Regions from separate parts of the Homo sapiens genome. Here regions 1, 2, 4 and 5 are each linked to region 3. The links are chromatin contacts, found by Hi-C or POLR2A ChIA-PET in ENCODE. All regions are on one chromosome and are shown on one strand. The core of a region is the stretch at or near the end of the contact, and the rest is flanking DNA. Distances in the headings are between cores, read along the strand shown.

Region 1 (5,151 bases), core at 399-2,898, 710 kb after region 3:
GTGTTTATTGTATACAAGTGAACCCAAATTGCTACTCATTCTGCTTATATTCTTGTTGATAACAACATCTTCACTGGGACGTTGTTGTTTGGATTTAATAAGAAGGTAAAAAAGAATCTAGCATATAGGAAAAGCTCAATATATGTTATTAACCCTGTGTGCATGCTCATGACATGTTCATTTTTAGAGTAAGCCAACCTTTGGTGCATCTAATGAGTCAACCTTCCCTTGGAGCTTCCTATGCATGAACCTGAAGAACTACCATCAGGGGCAACCAACTCATGATTGTATTCCCAATGCCATTTGCAGTCATTCCCAGATTTTTAAGGAAATGTCTCACTATGCTGTCTTACCATAGGCAATATAGATAGCCTTGGCTCTCCTCTCTTTAGATTCGTACTCAGAGAACTATCTGCTAGTGAAAAGGAAAAGAGTGCAATCTACCAGGCAAAATAGAAAGTTAAGGTATGGAAGGTGCTCACTTTCCAAACAGCTGCTACAGTGCTATTATTAATACTGCCATGGTTATTTTCACGTAGGATATCTAGCACAGAAGGAAAATCAATCTCCAGCCAGGTCTGGGAGGACTCAGAACAGAGCTTCAAGGAGAGCATAACAAATGCCCCAAACTCCTTCTGCTTACTTCACTTAAAGTCTTATTAGTATCATCATTTCCAACTGGGCAACAACCACATCTGCCTCCCTTCTGCTTTCTCAGCCATCGCCAGTGGCAAGTTGGTGGTTGGATATTTTAGGTGGGTTCTATATGGTGGTTTTCAAAATTTTGTAACCCAAAACTTAGCTCTCCCTTCTGCATGGAACTATTGTGATTTAAAATTAGTAGTCAAGGTAGTTCCTCAATTAAGGAGTATTTGGAACAGGGAAAGTCTGCCTGAATAATGTCTGATTCTATACTTTCACGTGAATGTACTCCAACATGTACATCCATAGGTAATTCTGTATTATGGGGGTTATTAAAAAATATAAAGTTTGAAGATATCTTCGAGTCATTTTACCTGCTAGAACAATACTTGTCTAGTATCAGTTAACTGGTCACAAAGGAGAGGTCTTGTCTTACTCTCAACAGTCTCTGATGGTGTCATTTGAACACTGACACATGCAGATATTTTCTCTCTTTCTTTCTCATATGTGGTCTTGTTGAAACTCCACAATAACTGCGTTTGGAATCTACAGTCATATAAATTTAGATCATCATGGGAGATAATTATACTGTGGAAATGATACGATATTTACATGTCGAAAAGGAGTCATAATTCTTCGAAATAGATGCCTGCTAGCTTTCTTAAGAACTCATTTCACAAATTCAAGTTGAAACAAATGAATACATGTTCCTCTTTTTGCTTCCTCTTTTGAGCAATTTTATGATTGAAAAAAAAAGACACATTACCACAATGGAAAATACCTCATTTTTCCATTAAAATGTGCTCTTTTTAAACAGCTATCCCCCCACCCACTTCCCTGTTTATTGGGTTAAAAGGAGCCATTTCTAGGAGACCAAGCCAAAGTCTCAGCAAGGAGGTGGAAAGCTAGGTGCTTGGAAGGCTAGTCTGTTACCTACCCTACACTACAATGACTGTGGCAGCATCAACAACAGCACCAAACCAGCCAGCTGGAAAGTGAGAACAAATCATTCTAGTGACTGACAGTTTGGTCCCCTCTGTGTCCCAGGAGAGGCCAGGCTGATTTTCACCCACAGCGGGAGGCACTGGTTCAATCAGGTCTTCTTGCAGCTAGTGGATCCAGAATCAGAATGTTCTTATACAAATACCACTTTGTGTCCTGAAAAAGAGAGATTCCACATGGACCCAAACTACAGGTGTTTGTACAAGAACATTCTGTGGAATCTCTCTTTTTGAGGATGCAAAGTGCTATTTGTATAAAATGGCTTCATTTCACCAGCAATTTTGATTTCATTTTTCAGCCTAATTTGGGTAAAAAAAATGAAACCAAAATTGCTAATGAAATAAAAACCAATGTTTCATGGGTTGAATTTTTAACTTTTTGTATTAGCCCAACAGCGTCCATCTCTTCTAGTTAAATATCGACTTCTCTCCAGGTAGATATTCTAAAGACAAATGGAAAATTCAAACAAGTATGCTGACCTATAAAATGATGTCGACAAATAGTTTAAAGGGTTGACCAAATACTTTGCTCCTTAACTTGATTCTCTCCTTTTTAGTTAGACAGTTACAGTGTCATCAGAGAGAAAATAAGGAAACTAAAGATTGTTCAGGATTTGGCTCCTCACACTAATTTTATTCTCATGAGTTAAGATTTCCTTGATTCAAAATAGGGCTCTTCCCCTTTTGTTCATCTTTCCACAAGGTTCACACTCTCCTAAGGCCTGGGATTTCTCCTTAGACAGCTTCATCCCTACAATTATCTCAGGATCTGTGCAGATTCTCCACACATGGTGTTATTCATAGCATGCAGATGGGGTATTCCTATTCCTAATAATTTAGGTTAGAAAAGTACATTATGGATAAAATACAGCAATCTCTTAATGATCTCTTCTACATGGATAGCAAGCAGAAGTGCTCATGAATTCTAGGTAATTTAAGTTTATACATATCAGAAAATATTACCAAAAGCTTCCAACCATTTCTCTCTTCTCTCTCTCTCTACATACATTCTCATTCTCTCTCTCTCTCCCTCCCTCAAAAAGTATCTCTGCAGCATTTCACACAAGAAATTAATTAAATCCCATTGATTCTTTCTGGGAAATATGCTACTGAGCAGGAACATCCACTTAAGATGAAAAATACTAAAGGTGAGGAAGAGAAGCAAAAGTTTAGGATAATCTTCATGCTGGATTATAACTTAAATCCTGAATAACCTGGATTTGGCTGAACTTCACTCTTTTTTATGTTGTTTTCTTTTTTCAAATAAACTTCAAGGCATGAGATCGTGGTACTAAAATAGAAATACAGTGGAATCATGTTATTGCAAAAATTTGGCAAAGCTACTGGTGAAATCATGTCCCCTGAAACATAACAATGACATACAGTAAAAGCACAATTCATTTCAATGTGCCCATAAAGAGAGTGTTAGCTGTTCCTCAGAGTCTACACTGTAAAAGGGTTTCAGCATATTTAGTGAACCAACATTCAACTCAGTAATTCTTATCTTGCCAATAGCATATGTGGTATGTTAAAATCCACCTCTCAGTAAATTGCCGTGTGGCATATAAAATGTATTAAAAGTACACGAAGCAAAGTTGTTCTAAGGGTCTGCATTTCATTTTGATGTCTGATCATCGGTGTATTATTTTCCTGTTCTATTATTGTTATTATTTAATTTGTCTATGGTGCTTGATCTTGATGGGGAGAGGAGAAAGAGAACTAGTGGGTGGGATTTTTTTTGACATGTATCAAAGGGGTGATAGACAAAAATAGAGCTGAGATTGTTAAGCCTCAACACACCATGCCTTCTGACACCAAGATTTGTCCATGCCACCAGATTGCTGGGATTTTGCCTCCTGCTCACAATCTAATTACCAGGCTCCAAACACAAATGTGCTAGCATCCCACACAGAACATTAAGTTGATGCTGCTGAGCCAGCCTGCACTGAGGCACAGGGTGACAGGAGTTTCCAGGTTTCTTTCACTGCTTGCTTCCAGTTACATGGTTCCATAGCCCCAACCTCTGCTGGCACAACCAGATTCCTTCCACTGAGCACCATATCATTTCACTCCAGTTAGGTGCAAAGGAATATATCTGAGAACGTGTGAGAAGCCCACAGATTTTCCAAGCCTGTGTTTAAAGCATTTGTGAAGACAAAAAGAAGTGAGATGGCTTACATGTTCCATTCAGTGACATGAATTATCTACGGTGATGGAGGGCCTGTTCCAGGAGGGAGAGGGGAGTGAAGTTGAGGCACTGGCCACTTCCTGCTCTTGATGTCGCTGGTCCTGAGACTTCTGAGCTGGTGACTTGTCCCATTCCTGTGTGCGAGGTCCACAAATAAGCTGACATCAAAGATTGTTACAGTGAGAAGTAGACGGGCAGCTCAGTTTAGGATGAGGAGTGGAGAGAGAAGAAAGGAAGTCATTTCCATATAACAGTTGTTTAAAGGAAATTTAAAGCAGATGCTTCCAAGACTGGACACTAGACAGAAACTAGGCCTTTGGGGAGGCTAATAAAATTCAAGTGATGAAGGTCTTCTTTGGGGAAAAGCTGTGTTTTTCATAGGCCCTATGTGAGACCACAAGAGTCAAAGAATTCACTGGAAATATGAAACTGATTTGCATCATTTCTATGAAGAGGCAGACAAAATGTATGGCAATTTAAATATTTTGTCTTTCAACCACTTAAGATGATACGTCACTGGACACAGTCTGGCATTCAGAGTGTCTTAAGAGAAAAAAGAATGTTCCTAGAAGGTGAATGTACTAAGTCCAGAAATCATAAGACCCAGAAGACACTTGAGGCAAGGAATTTTAAAAGTCAGAATGCACGTGCTAATGCCTTTCCTAGGATCCAACTAGAAAACCTCATTTCCCTTCTTGAATATAACCTTTTCAAGTTTTATTTCTCCAAAATGAAATCTTACTTCCTTCCCAATTTGCTTCTCTCCTGAGTTCAGCAAAATTTGTCTTAGCATGAAGACTACCCAGAAAATTTACCCAGGAGAAACAGATTTATATAAAAGATGATCTTATATTTCATCATGGATAATCCTGTGTCATTCATTCATCACTAAGCAATTAACCCCTATGTACCATATAATATGTTCCATGATACTATCAATGGCCTTCTTTCTCTTCTTGGTAGTTGGGAGTTTTGTGTTAAATCAGAAGTTTTATATGCTTTCTGAGTATTTTGCTTCTCAAAAACTGTATTATTTTTATTTTAATTACAAAAAGGATACATGTTTTGTGTAAGTAAAAAAATATAGCAATACATGAAGAGAAAGCTAAGCCCACCTTCCTAAGGTAACCCATGTTAGTAATTTGGTGTGTATCCTTCTGTTCTTTCCCTCATACTCATACAAGCATATGTTGATGTAGAGAAAAACTGTCTTTATGTTTGGTAATGAGCTCATTCTATAAACATTATTCAGTATCTTGCTTTTCTTTGCTTTTTTTCCACAGCAGAATATTATAGACCTATTGAAAACACTGGCTTCTC
Region 2 (5,216 bases), core at 2,458-4,957, 880 kb before region 3:
CATTGAAGACAATGCAGATATGTAAGAAGGTTGAAAAGAACTTTCAACAGATCCCTGGGTTGAGAGAAACAAGAAGCGGAGGGAGTTCAGGGCTGCCAATGAGAAGGACCCCTAGTAAAAGCCCTAGGCTTTGGGTTGAGACCAGAAAAGAGCTGCACACTTGGAGTATTGAACAGGCAATAAATACAATGTCCTTTAAAGGAACTAAGCCATTTTTGAATGATTTTAATTGCTAACTGGAATAAAGTAATGACCACCTGCTAGAGGTAATCTCATATCTTTTATGTAGGATGATAACATCATCTTAGACCTCAAATTTCCCCTACAATTTTCAAAAACAATGTTCACCACTCCATCAAAACCAACCAGACATTCCACAAGACAAGACAATGTAATCACAATCTAGAAGACCAGAGAAACACACTCATAAGGGATCCACATAATAGGATTACCACATAGATTTTAAAGCAATTGTGCCTTACAAATTGAAGGAAGTACAAGTCAAGATTACACATTTCAGCAGAGGATTAGAAACTATAAAAGTGAAAAATAGTGAAACCAAAAAGAACTCAATGATTTTAGCAGATTAGACAACTGAGGTGAGATTTTTAGCACATTGGAAGATAGGTCAGAAGAAAACATCCAGAATGAAGCATATTCAGAATGTAGGAGGCATTGGGCGAGGGGTAGGGGTGGGAGATCCTAGTATGTTGAATTGGATTCTCAGGACAAGTGAGAATAAGATAGAATTAATATGTGAAAAAAGAGGCTCCAAACTCAAGAGATGTTTATAACCTCAAGCAGTATAAATGCAAAAGAAAAAGCAGGAGGGTAGGGTGGAAGGGTGATGACAAAACCCTACATGTAGGCACCTCCCAAGAAAACTGCTGAAAAACCAAAAAGAAAATGACGAAAGGCAGCTAGGGCAGGCATAAAACATTTGAAAAAAGAGAAAAGAGAAAATAAGAATGATAATAGATTCCTCAAAGAAACTTTAAAACTAGAGGATAACTGGTTATCTTTAAAGTGCTGATACTAAACAACTATCGAAATTCCAGAACCAGCAGAAAGATCCTTTTAAAATGGAGTCAAACTAAAGACATTTTCATACAAAAGTAAACTCACTGAACCTGCATTAAAGTATATTCTTTGGCCGGGCGCGGTGGCTCACACCTGTAATCCCAGCACTTTGGGAGGCCGAGGCGGGTGGATCACGAGGTCAGGAGATTGAGACCATCCTGGCTAACACAGGTGAAACCCCATCTCTACTAAAAATACAAAAAAAATTAGCCGGGCATGGTGGCGGGCGCCTGTAGTCCCAGCTACTCGGGAGACTGAGGCAGGAGAATGGCATGAACCTGGGAGGCGGAGCTTGCAGTAAGCTGAGACCACGCCACTGCACTCCAGCCTGGGCGGCAGAGTGAGACTCTGTCTCAAAAAAAAAAAAAAAAAAAAAAAAGGGAAAGAAAGTCTGGAGATACGTGATTAGCTAGGGGACTGGCATAAAAGATGACAAGGGCCTGAATTAACACAGTGACTTTAGGGGTGGACAGTAGAGTACAAACCACACATGGAGACTGAATGAATTTTGGGGAAGTTGAATAAAACACTGCCACATCAATGGGTTAACTGTATCACGAAGAAAAACAGTTGCCATTTACGTAATTCACATTACTATTGGAGGCAGAGAAGTGCTCTTTTTTAAAAAGTAATGAAATGAGGAATGTCTCTCTGAAGCAGGACAGGCATTTATTTAGAGCTGGCCTGAACAAAACCTGGAAAATCTAAACTGGCTGCCTGGTGAGCAAAGAATTAGAGAAAAAGTTAATGGTATGGTTTCAATATTTAATGGCATACAGCAGTAGCAGTCTAAGCATTTAAAAAAGTTAAATTTGCTTAGCAAGAGAGGCCTCCTCACACACTGCCATATACACCAAAGAGTAAAACATAAGAGCAAACACAAATAGCAACTGCCACAGATAACCTATTTTTAGAGAATTCAGATGTTTTTGTGGACAAAAAACTTGAACTATAAAAATATACCTCTCAAAAGGTACCTCGCTCGAAATTTGAGATATGTATTTCAGAGGATTATTATCTAAATATACACACCAAATAGTTCTACATTCAAAACTCCTAATATCTTTGCCACAATTATGTTTAGTTTGAATATTTTACTCTGTGAAGTCCAAAACTAAATGTACCTTCAATAAGTAAATTTTCCTTTTTTGAAGTTTTTATTCTACTAAAACACGTCATACAAATCCCTCAGACTGTTTAAAGGAAATTACATAATTGACCACAAAGAAAGGAAAGTGAAACAAGTGGCGGAGCCACAGACAAGGCATGGCCAGATCTTCAAAAGAGAAGCACTCCCACAGCAGCGACCGTCAGTACCAGTACACTGCTCCCCCTTAAGTGAGTTACAGGCAACAGTTTTTGACTACTGGTTAGAAAGGAAAGAAAAATGCAGCTTATGAGAAACAAAGCAGAAAGAAAGAAAGACAAATTTATACTAATTACAGATGCAAAAGAGTACAATCCTGAAAAACGATAACATTATCTATATTAGTACACATTTATTTACTGACATGACAATACAGTTAACAGTAAATGATGATAATCTTACTTTTGCAAAGCCATCTCCTTCTGCTGATAGAGCTCATTCAGAATCTCCACTTTCTGCCTCAAGGTTTTGCATTCATCTTCCAGTCCAGCTTTGGCAGCTTGTAGTGAGTTGCGGTCATCTTCCAATTTCTTTACCTGGTCTGTAAAGGATAAAACATTTGAGTTCCATATGTGTGCACAAGAACTTGAGAACTTGGTTGGGGGCTGGTGCTGAGAGAAATGAGAAGTATGAAAGCAGGAAGCCGCTCTTTATCTTTCTAATGCAATTTTGTATCTTTCCAATATATAGCAATTTCTTCTCAAGAAGCAACCTACCTTCCAGGTTACATTTAGTGGACACGGAGGCTCTTAGCTTAAGCTGTAAAAGCTTTAGATCCTCTTCAACTACCGATATTGCAGTCTGTGTCTAAAAATTGCAGAAGAGACAAGTATTCATAAAAGTGAGGCATAGTAAAAGTATTCACAGGCAATTATGGGACTCTAAAAACGATTATACCCGAGAGACATCCATCATCTGCTTAATTTGATTTTTCATCTTCTCATTCCGGTCACCTAAAAAACAAAAGGCTTTCTTTCATTGCTTTTTCTTCCCTTGCTTTTTAAATCTATATTTTCTTGATTTACCCAAAACTAAACAATTGTCATGTTCAAACATTTAAAGAACAAACAAAAACAGAAAAGGATTAGACTGACTTTTAAGAGAACTGCAAACTTAAGACTGAAAAAGTGAATTCCCATTTGTACAATAAACATGTTATACATGCCATTATTGAGCAAGAAGAAACATGTGAGATAAAGCTCTTTCTTCCATCTGGGCTTAGTGTCTTATTCAGAAAGATTCCCTCCTATTCTCCTCCAGAATCTACTACCAGGTGTGGTTTAAAACACCCACTACACAAGCAATATCCAACTTGAGAGAGGGCATCTAGAAACATTTTCCTCATCAGTAAACACTGCAACACTATAGCCTCCACTCTCATGGCCTTAGTTTATGGATCCAACCACCTCAGTACTCTCAAAACCAGTTGTGGTTTTCTTTCATGGCCTTAGTCAGTTTATGCCTCCAACCACCTCAGTACTCTTAAAACCAGTTGTGGGCCTTAAAACCACACAGCTACTGAGATGACAAGTTTTAAAATGTTATCTCCATGAAATTGAAAAACAAGTTTCTACTACTGTATGTGTCCAATACTTAGAGGTGTAAGACATGACCAGTGCAGCTCCCGTGCACCCTTCTAGTCTCAATGTGAAAACAAAGTCAGTGTTCACTGCATGCTTACTGCTACACCTCACCCTAGCAATCCACCTCTGCCCAATGCAAACAGACACACATTCAAATCCAATGTATTTACACCTCGAAAGCTTAAGAGGAAATGCAGCCAGCTGAAAAGTAGCACTGGTGCACTTAAAGACAGGAAGGCAAAAGGGGTCCATCCTCCTTGAGGCTGATCTTACCTCCCACTTCTCCATTTGCTAATTCATCTGAATCATTTCCACCTTTATTTTGACCCTCAGATTCAGATTCACACTCTAACAGATTCAACTGTGTAATGCAGTTAGTCAAAGCCTAGAAAAGAAGTAAAAGGGCATTAAGAGTCTTTCCATTTAATTCAACAGATTTGATAATTCACAAGAATTAAGCTTGTATTCATGAACGCACTTACATTAATATTATCATCCTTGTGAGTAAGAGCTACTTCCAAATCTTTCTGAGACTTCTCAAATGATTTGATTTGCTCACTGAGCTCAGCATGTAATTTACTCCAGTCTTCGATTTCCTGCTGCAACTGCAAAGTTAAAACACATGATTCCCACAGGTTAGGGCTTTTGCACTGGAGACATTAGGACCACATGAATGAGACAGGTAAATAAGGAACCATGCCTCTCCTTGGCCTATCACTATGGGCTAAGACCTTGGTTAAGTGGGAGGAGACAGTGGCCCCAACCCTCAGAGCTGTAGTGAGAACATCAGAGCTATCAAGGAAATTGATCTTGTTTATTGCATCCTTCAGAAAATTGTAGCCAATTCAAATAATTCACTTCCAGAAGGAACAGAAGGGCTCATCCTACTATCTCCCAAGTCCACACTCCTGATCATGTAACCTTCCCTTGGCTAGTGAAGCAGTAACTACTCAAAGGAGGGTTATAAAATATCTAACTCTTGGGTCTAAAAAGCCAATCTACTACCCACTCGAGGCTACTCAAGTTAATAGCAATTGGTGTCTGACAAAACAAGACTACACACTCTGATAGCCAAAATAAATTGTACAGAACAGAAAATCCAGAACAGATAGAGAATGTATACCTACACTCAATTTTGGAAGCATAGTTTAAACTTTGCATATCTAAGAACAGAATCCTGCACATATATTACCCTAAAAATAGATCTGAGTAAAGGCATTCATGAGGTATGATACTGAGTTCTCTATTTTACATGACCTGGGACACGCACTTTCCTTTACCTGCTCTTTTTTCTTCTTAAGCCTAGCATTTTCTTCTTGAACCCGATGGCATTCAGACTTCACCTTCTCTTCACTAAGCTTAGCTTCATTAAGTGCAATCTGAACCTAATGCAAAACACTCCTATT
Region 3 (5,558 bases), core at 2,490-4,989:
GCACCGTTAGTGCTATCTAAGTATTAGCTGCTACTCTTAACATTGTTTATCATGCTCTCAGGTGGTCAGAGAACACAGATGCCCGTTCTTGTAGACAAGATATGTTTCTTTCAAAAACGCCAATGAATCAGTGTTGTGGCCAAGGTATGTTTGACACCTGGACAGTGCTGCAGGACCTCAACAAATACTGGCCCCCACCAGAGAAGGTGTCCCCAAAGCTTTTTTCCTGCAAAGTGGAATGGCCTTCAGGCCCAGCACCATATTGAGGACCACGTTGTCCTCAGGGCAGCTTCCAACTCTGAATTCAAAAATGGTATGTCATATATTCTTGAGGTTTCATGGATATACTTGACACCTCACATTTCTCATTCAAATTCAGGGGGAGAAAGGAAAACCGGTTCTGGAGAAGAGGCTAGAGGTGGGGCAGGTTGGTGAGTACTCATGGTTCTCCCATCACTTACCCCGACTTCCACCCCTCAGGACAGCCACTGCCACACACAGGTCTCCTAGGCTTGCCCATGTCCATCTTGAATGGTCATCTTCCTTCCTTTCTGTGACTTGCCATCTTTTTGCAATAGCAAGCTGTTTCTAGACCTTTCTCTGCTTCAATTTACCTCTTGCCTTACTATTATTTAACTACAGATTTCAGTCAGCTCAAGAGAGCATTTTTGCAGGAGGCAGAGAGAAGGAGCCCAAATGAGAAAGTGTCTTGTTACAAAATCCATTTTTCTGTAACGTTTGAGGCTTGGAGCTTCCATTTCAGGTTGACATTTTAAAATGTATCTGTAAGAACACCAGTAAGGGAACCGATAATGACACTGCATTTCGGAAGCCCTTTCACAAGATGGCTGGGGAGATGATTTATCATATTTATTTATTCCAATTTGTCAGCTAATGGTGGGGCCTGTATCAGGGCTGCACGCACTGGTGCTTGGCTCTGGTTTCAATGCCTCTGCCTTGCTCGCCTTTACCCCCGGCTTCTCCTCCTTTCCCAGAGGGTCCAGCTGCATCAGGTGACAATCCCTCTGCAACTGTGCAACCTGGAGGGACAGGGCAGTTTGCAGTTGGGCAACGGCCAGATGATATCATGCAGTTTCACTTCAGTTTCCCCAAAGTGAACTGGGTCAAGTGTATTGAGGGAAAAAGGCCATAAGTGGCTCAATACCAGACTGCATCCCTGGAAGCAGAAAGCATGACTCATGGGTAAGACAGAGACCCCACAGCAGGCTGGTCAACCAGTGTGCTGAGCCCTCACATACACCAAGCCTAGCAAGGCTCTGCATAAGTCCCAGTTTCCTCATCTGTGAAATGGACACAGGCCCTTTTGGAAAAGGCATTTGCCTTCTTACCTACAGAATGTATCTGCAAAGGGATTAACACTTAGAGCAAGCCTAGTCTATAGGGTTGTCTGTGTCCTGGGAACTTTACCCTTCTGAGTATCTTCTTAGTGCTAGTTTGAATTTGCCTCATTACACTGTTATTTCAGAACTCATAGAAAAGCCTGGCTTTTGTACTCACAGCAAGACGGAGTAATAGGAATGGAATAGAATTAGCAAGTACTAGCACAGTAATCACTAGCACATGATCGGGTGAGAGGTGATAGGGTTTGGGGGTCATCTTCCCTGAGTATAATGGGGTGTTCAATGGGTAGGTGGAGCACTGCCTTAAGGAAACTAGAGAAGCAGGTGTATTGGTTATCTATTCTCTGGTTCTGTTATCTGTTTGACAAGTAGCCCCTAAATTTTGTAACTTAAAATAATTATTCTCTAACGGTTTCTGTGAATTGGGAATTCAGGAGCAGCTTTGTTGGTGGTTCTGGCCCAAAGTCTCACATGAGGTCACAATCAAATGTCGGCCAGATACAGTCTTATGAAGGCTTGCCTGGACCCTGGGATCTGCTTCCAAGGTGGCTCCTGACCCTTCGTGGACAGCTCTGGTTCCTCCCCAGGGAACCTCCCACAAGGCTGCTGGGGCTGATGGCAAGGTGGCTGGTTTCCCCAGGGGGATGGGTCCAAGGGCACAAGACAGAAGCCGCGACATCTCCCATGACCTCACCTCAGAGGTTGTACATTGTCACGTCAGCTGCATGCTACTGTGGTCACACAGGTCACCCCGAGTGAATGTGAGAGCAAACTGCTCAAGGGTATGGCTTCAAGGTGAGGATGAGTGGGGACTACCTTGAAGCTGTCTACCATAGCGGAGAAGGTGCTATTTGGAAATGCAGGAAAACTGGATTTGAGGATGGGATTGTTGCAGGGGAAGGACAGGGAATAGCAGACAGATATCAAAACAGAAGCTTGGGGACCAAAGCCTAAACCATGGGCCAACTTACTCAAACTGGATCATGGATTATGAATCCATGCACAGGAGACTCATGACCTTAAGGAAACCTGCAAGGGAGGTGACATGACTCAGGCTGCAATACTAGCTTGACTCCTGTCACTTCACTGCAGAGGAATTTGTGAGCCAGGCAGGATCCTAATGTGCATCTCTGGGCCTGCTTTCTCCAGGCTGACTGATAGAAGCTGTGGCTTGATGCTGAGTTCACCATCAGGGCTGAGGCTGCTCAGGAGCTTCCTTTTCCAAGCCCAGATAGGTCTTAGAGGTAGGTAGAGTGGCCGTCCATGCAGGGAGAGCCCAGAGGCTGGAGAGCTAGCTAGGCTCTGGTTGCGTCTGTTTTGTGGCTAGGTGGTTGGTTTCGCCTTGTGTCCTTAGGAGGTCCAGGGCTGCCCACGGCCACCATTGGTTTTCAACTGTGTGAACAGACACAATGCCCCAGACCAGGGAAGAGAACACTGCGAGTGTGCAAGCAAACTCATAACCAGCACCCCAATGTGCCTTTGTTTGCCCTCTCCCCCTTGGCACATAGAACCAATCTAAAAAATTGCTCCCTTACACTTCTATCAAAATCTCAAATTTTCAAAGTCCTATCAAGAATATTATCCCATAAGCCAAGGCTAGAGATGAGTTTTCGTAATAACTTCACCAGACAAAAGAGAAAACTGAAGCTACAAGAGGCAAGACCTACCCAGAACCATTTGGCTGAGCCCAGCACTCTGCCCATGGTCCATGCACCCCTTGACCCTGACATCAGCAAAGCAGTCCCCATCACCAAAGTGCTATGTGCCATGTGCCCCTGGGAAGAAGAACCAATCTGAGATTGCAAACAATGGGAAAGGACCTCAACTCTTGTGAGGCAGCTCTAAGAACTTTCAGCCCTAGACCTGTACATTTTTTGTGATTTTTTAAAAATGTAACTCACCATGCTATACACATCCTTAGCACACATCCCGTACACAAGCTCACTCTGCTCCTGGCATTGAGCACCCAGGGTCTCTTTAGGGGACTCCCTTTTTCTCCCCTGAACGGGCCACTCTTTACCATCAAAATGAATTGCCTATCATCTGTACTCGGCTTTTTAGCAGTCACAAATACAGGGTGGGGAATTTATTGGATACCAGGTGTCCTATTAGCCAAAGTCCTTTCCAGCTCATGCTGCTGAATGAGCCAGGTCATGACCCCAACCAGGCACTCTGGTTAGAGCTCAGTGTAGACAGATGTGCACACACTGCTGGGCACAGAAGGTTTGGGAGTGTAGACAGAGGAAGTGAGTCCTGTCAACTGGGGCGGCTCCTGCACTGAGCAGTGAGGGCTGTGAGTGAGAACTCTCTGATGCTTCCTCTCTATGTAAGGCCCGTGAGCTTTATGACTTCCTTCTGGCTTGGTTGTAAGCGAAAATCACCTCAAAAGGGGCGTGGGTAAGAGCTACTAGCCTTCTTGGAATGCCTACTATGTGCCAGACATGAAAGCAGATGCTTTTTTCAAATACTTCTGTCGGATGAACTTTCTTATTATTGTGGTACAGATGAGGAGGCAAAATCATTTGTCTAAGACCCCACTGTTTCAGCTGCAAGCTTTCGTGGCTCCTCAGTTTGCATTTTTTCCTCACTGCAGTATCACTTTGTGAAGGAGGTCTGAAGTCTTCAAATGAAAATAGAGTTTTCTCCTTATGTAAGTATAGCAATCAAATGTTCTGGAAAGAACACTGTGCCCAGCCAAATTGCTCTAGATGTTCAGGGCAGGAGAGGGGCGGATATCCTGGTGGTGATGACCACATAACAAGAAGAGACAATGTGTGCTTAAGGTACCAGCATCTCAGGGTGGTCTAGTATTTCTCAGAGAATGGTCTGAGAGTTGGCCTCTCGTGGTATAGGTAAATTTTTAAGTATTTATGAAAATGCTTATATGTCTGGTTTCAGCCTGATTTAGTAATTTGCTTGTATAATCTCTATGTCTATTCTTGGTGGTCCAAAGGGCCCAGATTAAGAATTTTATAAACATCCTGCTGTGTTTAGTGTGTTATACCTCGGAGTATCTATTTCGCTAACCCAGATGGTGCCGTTACCACACACATATCCTGCAAGGGGAGGGAATTGTATTAACAAGTATAACCAGCAAAACCACAGCATTTCACTTTAGCAAAAGGGGCCGAAACAGGAAGCAGGTAAATTCCCTGCTCCCACACATCTACCATTCTCTCCTCCCTTCTATGAACTTAGAGTCTCTGGTTTTGTGGCCACTGAACTTGTCTCCACCTCTAGGGGCCAAATTGGGCACTGGGGGGAATTCACAAGCTTTATATTTAGCTCAAAATCACCTGGGCTATATGTGGGCTCATCACTTCCTTAAAGGTGGAAGAAGTTATAATTTCTTTTTTCTCTCTTCTCTTTCTCTCTCTCCATCTTTTCTCTTCTTTTCCTCTGTCATTTTCCCCTTCTCCTTCCAAGCATTATAGTCTTCCTTGGACCGCTTTTTCCGAATTGGCTTCCACTGGCCCATTCCAGAGTACAATTACTAGTACTGTACTACATTTCCAATAGTCAATAAGAAAGCAGAAGTGGCCACATTGGCTTCCCCTAAAAGCAGCATCAAATTTCAAGTACTTTCTTATATTACCGCCGCTCATTCCACCACCCTCTATAAGCACACAACTCACTGCTGAGCACATCATAAATGCTAAAAAGTAGTGAATAAATCAACGAATTAAATAATTCTTTTATTCTAATTTTTTTTGTACAGCAAGCCATTGTGAATAAGATGGTTCTTTTATCCCCAAAGAGGTTGCCTATTGACTGAAAGCCTAAGCACAGCTTCTGAGAGTCACAATGAGATCACATCTCTACTGTACTGAAAATCTTTTCAGGCACCAGAGAGAAAGGCCTGAGTGTGATTCTCCTTCCCTGGTTCTGAGTGAGAAGGTCATTAGCTCACTAGGTACTGGCAATTTCAAGAATTGCCAAAATGACAGTGATGTGATAAGAACAACTATCCTGTTGGGTCTTTGTGTAGTATTTTTCCTTTGAAAACAGCTTTATGCTAATTATCCCATATGAAACACAAAAAAAAAGGAAGTGTGAGGTCAATGTGGCTAAGATTTATGTCCGTTTTGCAGACGTGGATCTGAGATATCTCGTGATTTGCTGGTGGTTGCACAGGTAGTGGAAGAGCTGGGGTGGAAGGGTTTCTTCCTGAGCAGGTGGCTGTTCCTCCCAGAAGTC
Region 4 (5,421 bases), core at 1,743-4,242, 680 kb before region 3:
CACATTGGTGTGAGGAGTGCTCTCCCCAGGCCTTGGGCAGCTCTGCCTCTATGACTTTGCAGGGTTCAGCCTCCATGGTTGCTCTCACAGGGTGGCATTGACTGTGGCTTTTCCAGGCACATAGTGCAAGCTGTTGGTGGCTCTAACATTCTGGGGTCTGGAGGACGGTGGCTCTCTTTGTGCAGCTCCACTAAGCAGTACCCCAGTGGGGACTCTTTGTGGAGGCTCCAACTCAACATTTCTCCTTCATACTGCCCTAGTAGAGGTTCTCCATGAGGCTTCTGCCCCTGCTGCAGGCTTCTGCCTGGACATCCAGGCTTTTCTATATATCCTCTGAAATCTAGGTGGAGGCTCCCAAGCCTCAATCCTTGCACTCTGTGCACCTGCAGGCTTAATATCACATGGAAATTGCCAAGGCTTATGACTTGCACCCTCTGAAGCAGTGGCCTGTACTATATCCCTTTGAGCCATGCCTGAAGTTGGAGTGGCTGGGATGTGGAGAGCAGTGTCCTGAGGCTGCATAGGGCAGCAGAGTCCCCGGGCCTAACCCATAAAAGCATTCTTTCCTCCTAGGTCCCTGGGCCTATGATGGGAGGGGCTGCTGCAAAGGTCTCTGAAATGCCTTTGAGGCCTTTTCTCCATTGCCTTGGCTATTAGCACTTGGATCCTTTATATTTATGCAAATTTCTGCAGCCTGCTTAAATTCCTCCCTGAAAACGGGCTTTTCTTTTCTACCACACAGCCAAGCTGCAAATTTTCCAAACTTTTATGCTCTGTTTCCCATTTAAATATCAGTTCCAACTTCAGGTCATTTCTTTGCTCATACATATGAGCATAGGCTGTTAGAAGCAGCCAGGTCACATCTTGAACACTTTACTGCTTAGAAATTTCTTCTGCCAGATATCCTAAATTACCACTCTCAAGTTCAAAGTCCCACAGATCTCTAGAGCAGGGGCATAATGCAGCTAAGCTGTCTGATAAGGCATAGCAAAGGTTACCTTTACTCATTCCCAATAAGTTCCTCATTTCCATCTGAGACATCTTCAGGCTGGACTTCACTGTCCACGTCACTGTCAGCATTTTAATCACAACCATTAAACAACTCTCTAGGATGTTCCAAACCTTCCCTCAACTTCCTGTCTTCTAGCCCTCCACATTCTTCCAACCTCTGCCTATTTCCCAGTTTCAAAGTTGCTTTCACATTTTTGGGTATCTTTATAGCAATATCCTACTCCTGGTACCAATTTTCTGTATTAGGCTATTCTCATATTGCCACAAACAAACACCCAAGATTGGGTAATTTATAAAGAAAAGAGGTTTAATTGGCTCATGGTTCCACAGACTGTACAGGAAGCACAATGCTGGCATCTGCTTGGCTTCTGGGAAGACCTCAGGAAACTTACAATTATGGCAGAAGGCAAATGGGGAGCAGATATGTCTTCACGGTAGGAGCAGGAGCAAAAGAGAAAGAGAAGGGAGGTGCCACATACTTTTAAACAACCAGATCTCATGAGAACTCAGTATCTTGAGGACAGTACCAAGGGGGAAATCTGCCCCCATGATCCAATCCCACCTCACACCAGGCCCCACCTCCAACATTGGGGATTACATGAGATTTGGGTGGGGACACAGATCCAAACCATGGCAAAAAGCTACCCAAGTGATTTTAATGTGCAGCCAGAGTTGAGTACCATTGCTCTGACAAAATTTTTTATCTTATATATGAACAAGAAGAGACTTCAAGAGCTTAAGTAACTGACCCCAAATAAAGGCCATACAGTCAATTACTGGCCAAGACTCTGGCCCGCTCTATTCCCCTATTGGAAAACCTCCACAGCAGTCACACTTTGGGTCAATTTCTTACAGAGGATAGCTACAGTCTTTATGTCTTTAAATCTAAATCTAGATATATTATTTGAATAGTGCTAGCATACTCTGGCAGAACTTTTGAGAGTGAGGACTGTTCCAGAACTATCTGTGCTATGTGACCTCAGGATCTGGAGGTGGTGACAGGCTCAGATTTTACAGTCAGGAAAGTCTGGTTTCAAATGGTAGTTCAGCCACTGACAGCTCTGCACCCTTGGCCAAGTTACTTGGCATCTCTGATCTTCAGTTTCCTTGTAATGTGAATGTTTTGTCAACACAGACTGGTTTCTTGGTTGTGAAGACTAAATAAGATAAGGCCATAAAAGTCTCAGCACGTAATTAGTGCCTTTTAGGAAGCCGATGACTTATCCATTAGCTGGTGGTGCAATTTTACCTTTTAAATGATAGCAGTACTAGTAATTATTACTGTTGTTGTTCTTCTTATATTCCATGTATTTGCCTTCCAGATAGGTGGTTCTTAAGCAGAGGTGATTTTGTACCCCCAGGAAACATTTGGCAATGTCTATAGGTATTTTGATTGTTATAACAGGGGTGGAGGTTTGGGGACAGTGGTGGGGTGCCAGTGACACCAGTGGGTAGAGGCCAAGGATACTACTAAATGCTCATAATGCGCAGGCAGCCTCCCAACAACAAAGACCTATCTGACCCGATGGTGCGAAGGTCAAGAGACTCTGCTGTAGATATCTGTAAGTAATTGGGAGCTTGAGGGCCCAGAGCCACTGGGTGGTGACAGGATGATAATTCTCAATTTTTGCTATTGTGTGGCAAGGGGGCAATGTGTTTAGGGGGTTGCAAACAGCTCCATGTCTACTCTCAATCACCACAGAGGAAGGACTTTCCAACTCTTTACATATGAGTTGCTGTGGTAACCGGTAAGTAATAACCCTGGGGTTTATACTCCTTAGAGGTGCTGTGAGGATAATCTTGCACCTAAAGTTTAGAAACACTGGTATCAAAGCCTAAAGAAGACAAGACGATTGCATCAGATCCCACAGGAGGGCTGTCTTTCTCCATGCTTGTGTTTTGGGCCCCTGGGGGTTGCATCAGCCTCCTCACTCATGAGCTCATCATTTATAAATGACAGCCGCCAAAGTCGGGAAGTATGAAACAGTTGCCAAATGGAGAACTTGCTCAGCTTTCTTGCTGGAGCCCTGTGTCTTAACTTACTTATATTAAAAAATAAAAGGAGCACAATTCTGCTAGGCAAGCTCTGCTATGTGAGAAGGGAAGAATACATGCAGAACTTCTCGTTGAGAGCACAGAACATTTTCGTGTCTGTCGAGATCACCGTGGTTGCTGAACGTGGCCGCTGTTGAGCAAGTGGTCAGTAGGTGGCGCTAAGTCATCGCCGAGAGGACGCTCCTGTCCTAGACCTGAGTTACTGTCAGTCTTGGAGCGCGCACACCCCAGAGTGAAAAATATAGTAACAGGAAAGATTTAGTTCTTAAAATAAGTCAGCAGCTCAGCGAAGCAGATACTACCTCGGCAGGTACATTTTCTTTCTTGAACTGATGGAAAAGGGCATTTACTGCCTACAGGCTTCTGGCTACAGAAATCAAACAATCAAAATATTCAATTAAATGAAACCAGCAGCAGGCCTGGCCCCAGAAGAGAATGAGAACCAGCTGGGCTCAGCCCTATGTCTGGGATCCGGTACCGACGTTCCTCTGTACTGACACGTCCGGAGCCAATGTCGAGTCACGAGTCACCCAGGCACGGTTTTCTCTCTCCAGTGAAGGCTTTGGGTGCTGAGATGTGCAGTTGTAACGTGTAGCATGGAGACCATTTTAGTGATCTAGCTGGCTCTTCTTAAATTATGGGAGTCCTGGCCGTACATGTAGGTGAGGACGCCACCTTTCCCACCTACGTGAGAAGGTAGGAGAGTGGAGATCCCTTGAGGCGCTGGAACAGGAGTGTTGTCATGGTGATGGGGCCAGTCACAGGGCTCACCAGTCCCTTTGGCGGAGTCTCTGCCTCAATTGTAAGGGAATTTGGAATCACTGGATCAGATGCAAGTTCACAGTCATGTTGCCACTTTTTTCCACAATCTATAGCCCCCACCGTGAAAGCTCCAGTGGGTCATGCTTTAGAAAGGGGAGGGAGGTAAAGAGTGGGTGGGGGGCTTTGAATCCAATAGTCCTGTATCCCAGCTCTGCCACCAGTGAGCTCTGTGACCTTGCAAATGCCATTTTGCTTAAGCTTCAAAGCTCTCCTCTGTAAAATATGCATAGAATGGGCAGGAGGGCTGCCAATGAGCTGCTTGAAATGAGTTCACATCTCTTGGAAGCAGAGAAAGCTTACAACTAAAGTGGCCAGACAGCCATATGTGATCTTAGAAGAACTGTTGAACCCAGAGAGAGGCCTCGAAAATGGAGATGGGCAAATGCCATTCCCACCATGCGAATCCCTTTCCCATTTTTGCTTGTGGCTGCCCAGACTCGGTCCCTACCCACGCTTAATAAATTCTTACAATTTATTCTCCTGCCCTTCAGCTTGACTTGTAATAATGTAATGATGGCTATCAGGGTTGGAACAGCAAGCACGATACCAGCACTTTAGGAAGATTAGTTTCCTCTATTTAATGCTCATGACTACCTGCAAGGTAAGTGTTGTCACACCGGGTACAGATGAGGAAATGAAGGCAAATCTCTGCGCAAAGTCCTGGGTGGGTGGGCTGGAGAGTTGGGAGCCTGACTCGGGTTTATCTGAGAAAACAAGTGGGCAGGAAACTCAACTGCTCCACATGAGATGCAGAAGTTCTGCCATTTTTTTCTCAGATTATAAAGTGTCAGAGGCTGCTCTGGAAAAAAAAGGTGCAATGAATTCTTGTTCAATCATTAATGGTGCTTCAAAGGACATACAGGCCCATGCACACATCCTTCTATGTAGGTACAGAGAATTATTTTTATCCTGAGTTGCACACATTTATTATGTTATTAATAGCATGGACTCAACTGGGTGTCCCACAGAGTGACTCTTCTAATGACTGGTTAGGAAATTTGACAGCAAGTAAGAGGGCGGTGAGCCTGCTTTCTGGTCTGGGCCTGAGTGACCCCCCATCTTCCTCCATTTGGTTGAGAACAGGCTACAGGTCAGACCTCAGCCACTGGGATACTGAACCAGGGCTTCCTGGACCAGCGCCTCTTTAGGGTTGAACACTCACCTTCCTGCAGTACAAAGCAGTGGGCAGTCTCGAGTGCCCTTCTGAGGTCAGCCTGTTGGGGTGTAAATGGTTCTTGAAATGCATCTGATTTCCAGCTTGTTAGCATCTCATTGTCTCCCTTAGAGTTTCAGCCTCCCTTAGAGTCCTCACACCTTGTCAAGACAGATGCTTCCTGGAACAGGATCTCTGAGCTGTGGAATGGAAAGTACCTTTATCATCTTTGCCTGTCTCCTAACAGGTTTGTCCCTTGTCATTCTATGTCAGTTTCAGGTAGGGTGGCAGGAGAAGGGAATTTGTTGAGAGCCCACCGTGCTTCAGGTACATATTAGGTGCCTTATATACATTATCTCACTTAATACTCAAAACCCCCC
Region 5 (5,440 bases), core at 613-3,112, 960 kb before region 3:
TATCTGTTGGCTCTCTGAAGAAAATACCAGTCTTCGTTCTTTATGATTATGGTGTTGTGCATTAATAGCCATATACATCTTTAAGTTCAGAGGGCTCTTTGGGAGGTTGGAGGGGAGTGGAGAGAGAGACCGTGAATGAGCACAAGAGTGAGCACTAGCTAGCTCACAGTTGGTTTACTGAATGTTTTTCTGCCACCTAATGGGCATTTTAGAATATGCTATGCAAAATTCATCTTTGTAATCGGTACATGTCACACAGAGGGGTCTCAATAGTGAACAGTTTGGAATCAACTTATTTACAAAAACCTTGGGAACATTGCCAGCTTCACACCTAGATGTCGGTATTTTGTAAGTGATCTTCTTTTGGCTTTGGTTTAATTTTTTTTTTCTTTTTTTTGAGACACGGTCTTGCTTTTGCCCAGGCTGGAGTGGTGCAGTGGTGCAACCTCGACCTCCCACAGGCACGTGCCACACGCCCAGCCTTTTTTTTTTTTTTTTTGCAGTTTTTGTAGAGACGGAGTCTCCCTATATTGCCCAGGCTGGTCTTGAACTTCTGGACTCAAGCGATCCTCCTGCCTCAGCCTCCCAAAGTGCTGGGATTACAGGCATGAGCCACTGCGCCCGGCTCAGTTTAATTCTTGGGAGCACCTCTACCTTTTGTTTCTTAAAAACCCCAAATACAGACTATGAAGGATAGTTCCTAAGTATATAATGTAATTAACAGGCCATATAATCTCTCTGACCTTTTAAATATTGTATTACCCCAGGGCTCAGTGATTGGACCTCTTCTCTTTCCTATCTGCTTTCTTGATGATCTCCTTTGGCCCTGTGGCTTTCAATACTATCCACACACAGATGATTGTAACATTTATATTCTCCAGGTCAGACTTTTTCCCTGAGTCTCACAGATCCAACTACCTGCTTGACATCTCTTCTTAGTTGTCTAATGGACATCTCAATCCTAATTTGTCTAAATCTTTGCTCATGCTTTCAGTGCAACTCTCCCTCCATCCCCCCAACACACACATACTCACACATTTACCTCTACTCTTCTGGCAGCCTTCTCATCTCAATAAATGGCAACTCTGTTCTTCCAGTTGCTCAGGCCAACAACACTAAAGTCATTCTTGGTTCTTCTTTAATCACACCTCACATCAAATCTGCCAGGAAATTGTCTTGGATATTTCTGGAATCATACTTTTCATTACTCCACTGCTACCACCCTGGTCTATCATCTCTCACCCTTGCCGTCGTCTCTCACCTAGATTATTGCAGCAGCCTCCTAATTGGCCCCCTCCAGTCTACGCTCGAAAAGGAGCCAGAATTGTTAAATCCTAAGTGAGACCATGTCATGTCTTTGCTTAAAACTCTCCAGTGGGTTCCCGTCTCACCTAGAGTAAAAGCCAAACTCCTCATAATGGCCTACAAGGCTGTATACCTAACCCCTACGAGCTTTCTGACGCCATCTTGTACTACTCTCCCACCACTGACATCACTCTAACCCCACGGGCCTTCTTCCTGCAATTCCCTGACCACACAGGTCCGCCCTCTCTCTCTGCAGAGAGCTCTCTGCTGGCTGCTCTATTAGTCTTTCTTTCCTTAGACTGTTTCCTTGCTCATTTCCAGTCTTTAACTCAAATGGAGACTACACTGAGCTCCGCTTTCAAGGCAACCTCCCATTGCCTTCACCACCACCCTCTGCATCTTACCTCCTGTTTCATTTTTTCTCCTTAGCACTTACCAACACTGAACACTCCATATTCCACCTGTCTCTGTCTTCCCTTTCCTCCCTGTCCTGCCCCTTGGCAGAGGGGGAGGGTTTTACCTGTTATGTTCACTGCTGTATCTTCTGCCCCTATGATGCCTTACACGTAGCTGGAACTCAGTATTTGTTTAACAAATGAATCATACATTTAGTTAAGGTTAATGGGTGGGAGGAGTTATATAACAGATTGGAAAAATAAGAACAGACTTGTAACTGTCTTTATTTCCTGCTTTAGAAATTACTATCTTCATTTAATATTTTTCTGATTACATCTATCTACTAATCATTTCAATTAGCTCCTTCACTGAAACACAGCATTGTAATCTGTACCAAGAAAATAACACACTAGTTCTACATCTTGGCATTTAACTTCAATAAGTAAATATACTATTTTAAGTATGTAACACTTAAACATTTTCTAGAGCTCTTTCCATTTTCATTTATCTAGAAAATGTTTTCAAATGGACTGTTAAAATTCAGCTAAGAACTGATGTTGGGTCATTACGCTGGAGCTAATTAGCATTGCTTGCCTGGAGCTGCTGGTCCCCCTTCCTGCTTCCACCTTTCCTTTTTTCTGAGGTGGTTGAAAGGTCAAACCCCTGGTGAGAGGAGAGAACCAAAGCCCCACTGCGTGCCTCAGATGCAGAGTTTCACAGCGTGGTATTCACTGGGTATTCACCGACATTTCTCTAGGCCCCTTCACCTGAAGGAACTGGCCTGCTCCAATCAGTGACTTGCAGTGTGTGTGTCAGGGGCAAGGATAGAGTGAGGAAAAATGTGAAATAACAAATCACTGCCGCTCCTTGAGAATTACAGGAGCATCACCTGGCAGGATTTTTGTATCCTTATTTTCAGTATTAAACCACATACATGCACCCCACTGCCTGCATGCCTGTCCATGCCTGTCCCACTGTGGTGTTTCACAGCATTTTTTACATCATGGCAGATAGAGAAAATTAGTTGTTTGGAATTCTGGAGGCGACCAGCCTGGGAGCTCCAGCCACCTTAAGTGCTGCCCAGCTAGACACCCAGAAGGCTTCGATCAATAGCTTGAGACAAACTACTTGAGAAGCTCTGCATTAGAGAAGCAAATTCAAGTCTTGACATTTTCTCAGGGGAGTGCTCTGAAAGTGACTATATAAGCTTCTACCGACCTCAAGCAAATCACAGGCATTAGATACATTAAATTGCTGAAGTGATAGCTCTGGCTTTTTGGATATGCACAATCAAATATAGTTTTCTGTTTTATAATTTGTCAACTCCCCTTCCAGATTAACTATTTTGATCCCTTTATTACTATAACATTCTTAAATATTTAAATTTTAAGCAAATTATTCAAATGTCAAATAAAATCTTTAGATACAAACTTATGGTAACCCAAAGTGACATTCCAAGTTTATTTTACACACATTAAGAGATAAGAAACCCAGTATTTTCTAAAGCATGAGTACTCTAATTCTGAAAGAATTCTGAATATGGTATTATTTCTGCATGCATTTATACAACGCTAAAAGTGCTGCCTCAAGTTTGCAAGGAATAGAGTTTTCTACAGATTATTGTACAGCGATAATGATACACTCTTTAGCTTAGCGTACCATAGTACAAATACTGTATCATGTTGGCTATTACTAAGCACGAGACATAAACAGGCCAATCAAAATCCTTTGAGATTAAGAAGTGATAGGTGCCAATAAACATAAGTAGAAACTGAACAAGGAGCGTTGAATATTTAATGAACCCATGAAGCATAAAACAATTGATGCAAATGTTTGTCATTTTATTTTTTTTGAGACAGGGCCTCACTGTGTCGCCCAGGCTGGAGTGCAGTGGCATGACTGTGGTTCACTGCACGTGCCACCATACCCAGCTAATTTTTTATTTTTTACAGAGACAGGGTTTCACCACGTTGTCCAGGCTGGTCTCAACTCCTGGGCTCAAGCAATCTTCCTGCCCAAGCCTCCTAAAATGCTAGGATTATAGGCGTAAGCCACCATGCCTGGTTATCTGTCATTTTAAAACATTACTGTGAAGAATAATTTTGCACTGTTTTAACTGCTACTGGCTTAGTAAGTATAAAAATATTTGTCGAAAAACAAAAGATCTCAATGAAATTGTAAGTAAAATTACTTTTATTTTCATAAATAAAAAGACAACCCATTATACACTTTTAGTTGAAGTAACATGTTAGTTGTCACTGCCTAGTATGAAATCCATGTAATAGTTAACAAACAGTTACACCTCTCTATAACCTTCATGCAACTTCTATACATTTGATAATTCCCCAAAATTTCCAACATTTCAAAAAACATTATATATAATGGGATACTTTAGTCACAAAGTGTCACCTTTGCTGAGTCAACAAAATATTTATATGCTCATGTCAAAGATGCCTACTGATGTAAAGTAATACCAGTATTGCTGCATTTTACAGAAGCACTGAGCATATTACATTTTCCATTTCGTATATGGTAGTATCATCCCCAAAAATGTCAATGTGAAAATTTAGTAAGTAGATTAATAAGCACAAGTACCTAAAAGAAACAGGTCCCACAGCCACAGAGTAGAGAGCTGGCATCAAGTACTGTTTAAAGTTTTGTCAGTAAGTGGCACACAACAAACAGACAAGTGATTCTGTAATAAAGACAACATAAAATACAGGGAGATTTAATAAGTGTTTTTTCCATAGATATTGAAATAAAATTAAATGTCTGTTTAGTTATTACTCCACTTATTCTGGAAACTGCAGCTTCCAATATCAATATTATACTGCAAGCAGTATTTAGTACTTCTGTATGTTAAGAAAAAAACCTCACTGAATTTATGTACCTTTTTTTAAGGAGTGTAAACTATGATATATGATTTAAGTAATCACTTATTTGAATGCAATATTGATTCAGATAGGCATAATCTATTCATTTTTCATAATGAAATGTATATTCCTATTTCAACACTTTATGCAGATTTTACTTATTTCTTACAGGGCTGCTGTGTGGATTCAATGGCTTATCTATGTAAGTGTCCAGCACAGTATCTGGCACATAGTAAGCTTTTAGTGTATGCTACTTATTTATATTAAGTGAGTCAATCTGTCACTTATAATAGAAAAACTATCTAATGCCTCAGGAGAATAATCAAAAGATAAACCTACAGATGTGTGACTTCTGTTAAAGTATTATGCATCCACTATTTCCCAAATTACTAAACTAATTGTTTAAAATGTTACAATCTATTTTTAAGATCATATTTGTTCTCTATGTTTTTGCTATGGCCTTTGGCCTAAACCAATACAATTCTGACAGGACATTATCAGAAAACCACATAAAAACAATGTACACTGAAATCAGGTAACAAAGGCATCTTACTATAACTTCTTTAATAAAGAAGTAGAGAGTTACCAGTGTAATTCAGGACAACCTACTCATTTAAGTTTAAAGTTTTTTCTTTACATCATGCAATATTTGACTTCAAAAAACATTTTCCATTCTGTCTTCTCTTATATATAAACATTAAGAGCTATTACAAAGTTCTTTCCTCTAAGTAAAAAACCCACTAGAAAAAGATATTTGTAAAAATCATTGCAGGGTTACTGATACTGAATGAAGCACAGGGGTACTGGAACAGGGATAAGTTCTTGGATAAGGTGCCAACATACCTATAAAAGCTGATTTTTGAGTA

Evidence for each region. A loop is a pair of places that touch in the nucleus more often than their neighbours do. ChIA-PET counts read pairs that join two places held with the same protein, here RNA polymerase II (POLR2A). Pooled maps may share reads with other maps.
Region 1: a loop to region 3 is called in a map with no recorded cell type, with 17 times the contacts of the local background. The contact joins two enhancer-like sites. A Hi-C loop is called at or near these places in 4 of 37 single-sample maps with no recorded cell type and 7 of 50 pooled maps.
Region 2: a pooled map shows a loop between it and region 3 (4-fold over the local background). The contact joins two enhancer-like sites. A Hi-C loop is called at or near these places in 1 of 168 maps with a recorded cell type or tissue (naive thymus-derived CD4-positive, alpha-beta T cell), 1 of 37 single-sample maps with no recorded cell type and 7 of 50 pooled maps. POLR2A ChIA-PET finds 5 or more read pairs at or near these places in 2 of 52 experiments (GM12878 and activated CD4-positive, alpha-beta T cell).
Region 4: a loop to region 3 is called in a map with no recorded cell type, with 14 times the contacts of the local background. The contact joins two enhancer-like sites. A Hi-C loop is called at or near these places in 1 of 168 maps with a recorded cell type or tissue (transverse colon), 8 of 37 single-sample maps with no recorded cell type and 6 of 50 pooled maps.
Region 5: a map with no recorded cell type shows a loop between it and region 3 (2.1-fold over the local background). The contact joins the promoter of FAM177B here to the enhancer-like site in region 3. A Hi-C loop is called at or near these places in 4 of 37 single-sample maps with no recorded cell type and 2 of 50 pooled maps.

The regions. Positions count from the first base shown.
Region 1 is chr1:221,065,773-221,070,923 of GRCh38, reverse strand. It overlaps LOC101929750 (a long non-coding RNA gene), which reads right to left. Exons shown (of 7, transcript XR_001738479.2): 3 at 3,822-3,965. Among named protein-coding and RNA genes, the nearest start is that of HLX-AS1, 190 kb to the right of the region's middle. RefSeq lists a silencer at 1,731-1,780. Within about 2 kb of position 1,648, at least 4 of the 41 ENCODE cell types and tissues checked have a DNase peak (open chromatin) inside an H3K27ac peak, as active enhancers do.
Region 2 is chr1:222,652,207-222,657,422 of GRCh38, reverse strand. MIA3 (MIA SH3 domain ER export factor 3) reads right to left here. Exons shown (of 28, transcript NM_198551.4): 13 at 5,091-5,195; 14 at 4,293-4,415; 15 at 4,084-4,195; 16 at 3,125-3,180; 17 at 2,944-3,034; 18 at 2,630-2,768. Among named protein-coding and RNA genes, the nearest start is that of MIA3, 37 kb to the right of the region's middle. RefSeq lists an enhancer at 2,212-2,451. Within about 2 kb of position 3,707, at least 3 of the 41 ENCODE cell types and tissues checked have a DNase peak (open chromatin) inside an H3K27ac peak, as active enhancers do.
Region 3 is chr1:221,776,857-221,782,414 of GRCh38, reverse strand. No RefSeq gene overlaps it. Among named protein-coding and RNA genes, the nearest start is that of DUSP10, 38 kb to the right of the region's middle. RefSeq lists enhancers at 3,456-3,505, 4,556-4,605, 4,636-4,685, 4,756-4,845. Within about 2 kb of position 3,739, at least 8 of the 41 ENCODE cell types and tissues checked have a DNase peak (open chromatin) inside an H3K27ac peak, as active enhancers do.
Region 4 is chr1:222,453,107-222,458,527 of GRCh38, reverse strand. No RefSeq gene overlaps it. Among named protein-coding and RNA genes, the nearest start is that of TRT-TGT2-1, 9.2 kb to the left of the region's middle. RefSeq lists an enhancer at 3,094-3,143. Within about 2 kb of position 2,992, at least 10 of the 41 ENCODE cell types and tissues checked have a DNase peak (open chromatin) inside an H3K27ac peak, as active enhancers do.
Region 5 is chr1:222,733,624-222,739,063 of GRCh38, reverse strand. FAM177B (family with sequence similarity 177 member B) reads right to left here and starts at 1,862. Exons shown (of 6, transcript NM_001394345.1): 1 at 1,742-1,862; 2 at 1,043-1,160. It overlaps BROX (BRO1 domain and CAAX motif containing), which reads right to left. Exons shown (of 13, transcript NM_144695.4): 13 at 3,877-5,440. RefSeq lists a silencer at 100-149 and an enhancer at 2,079-2,620.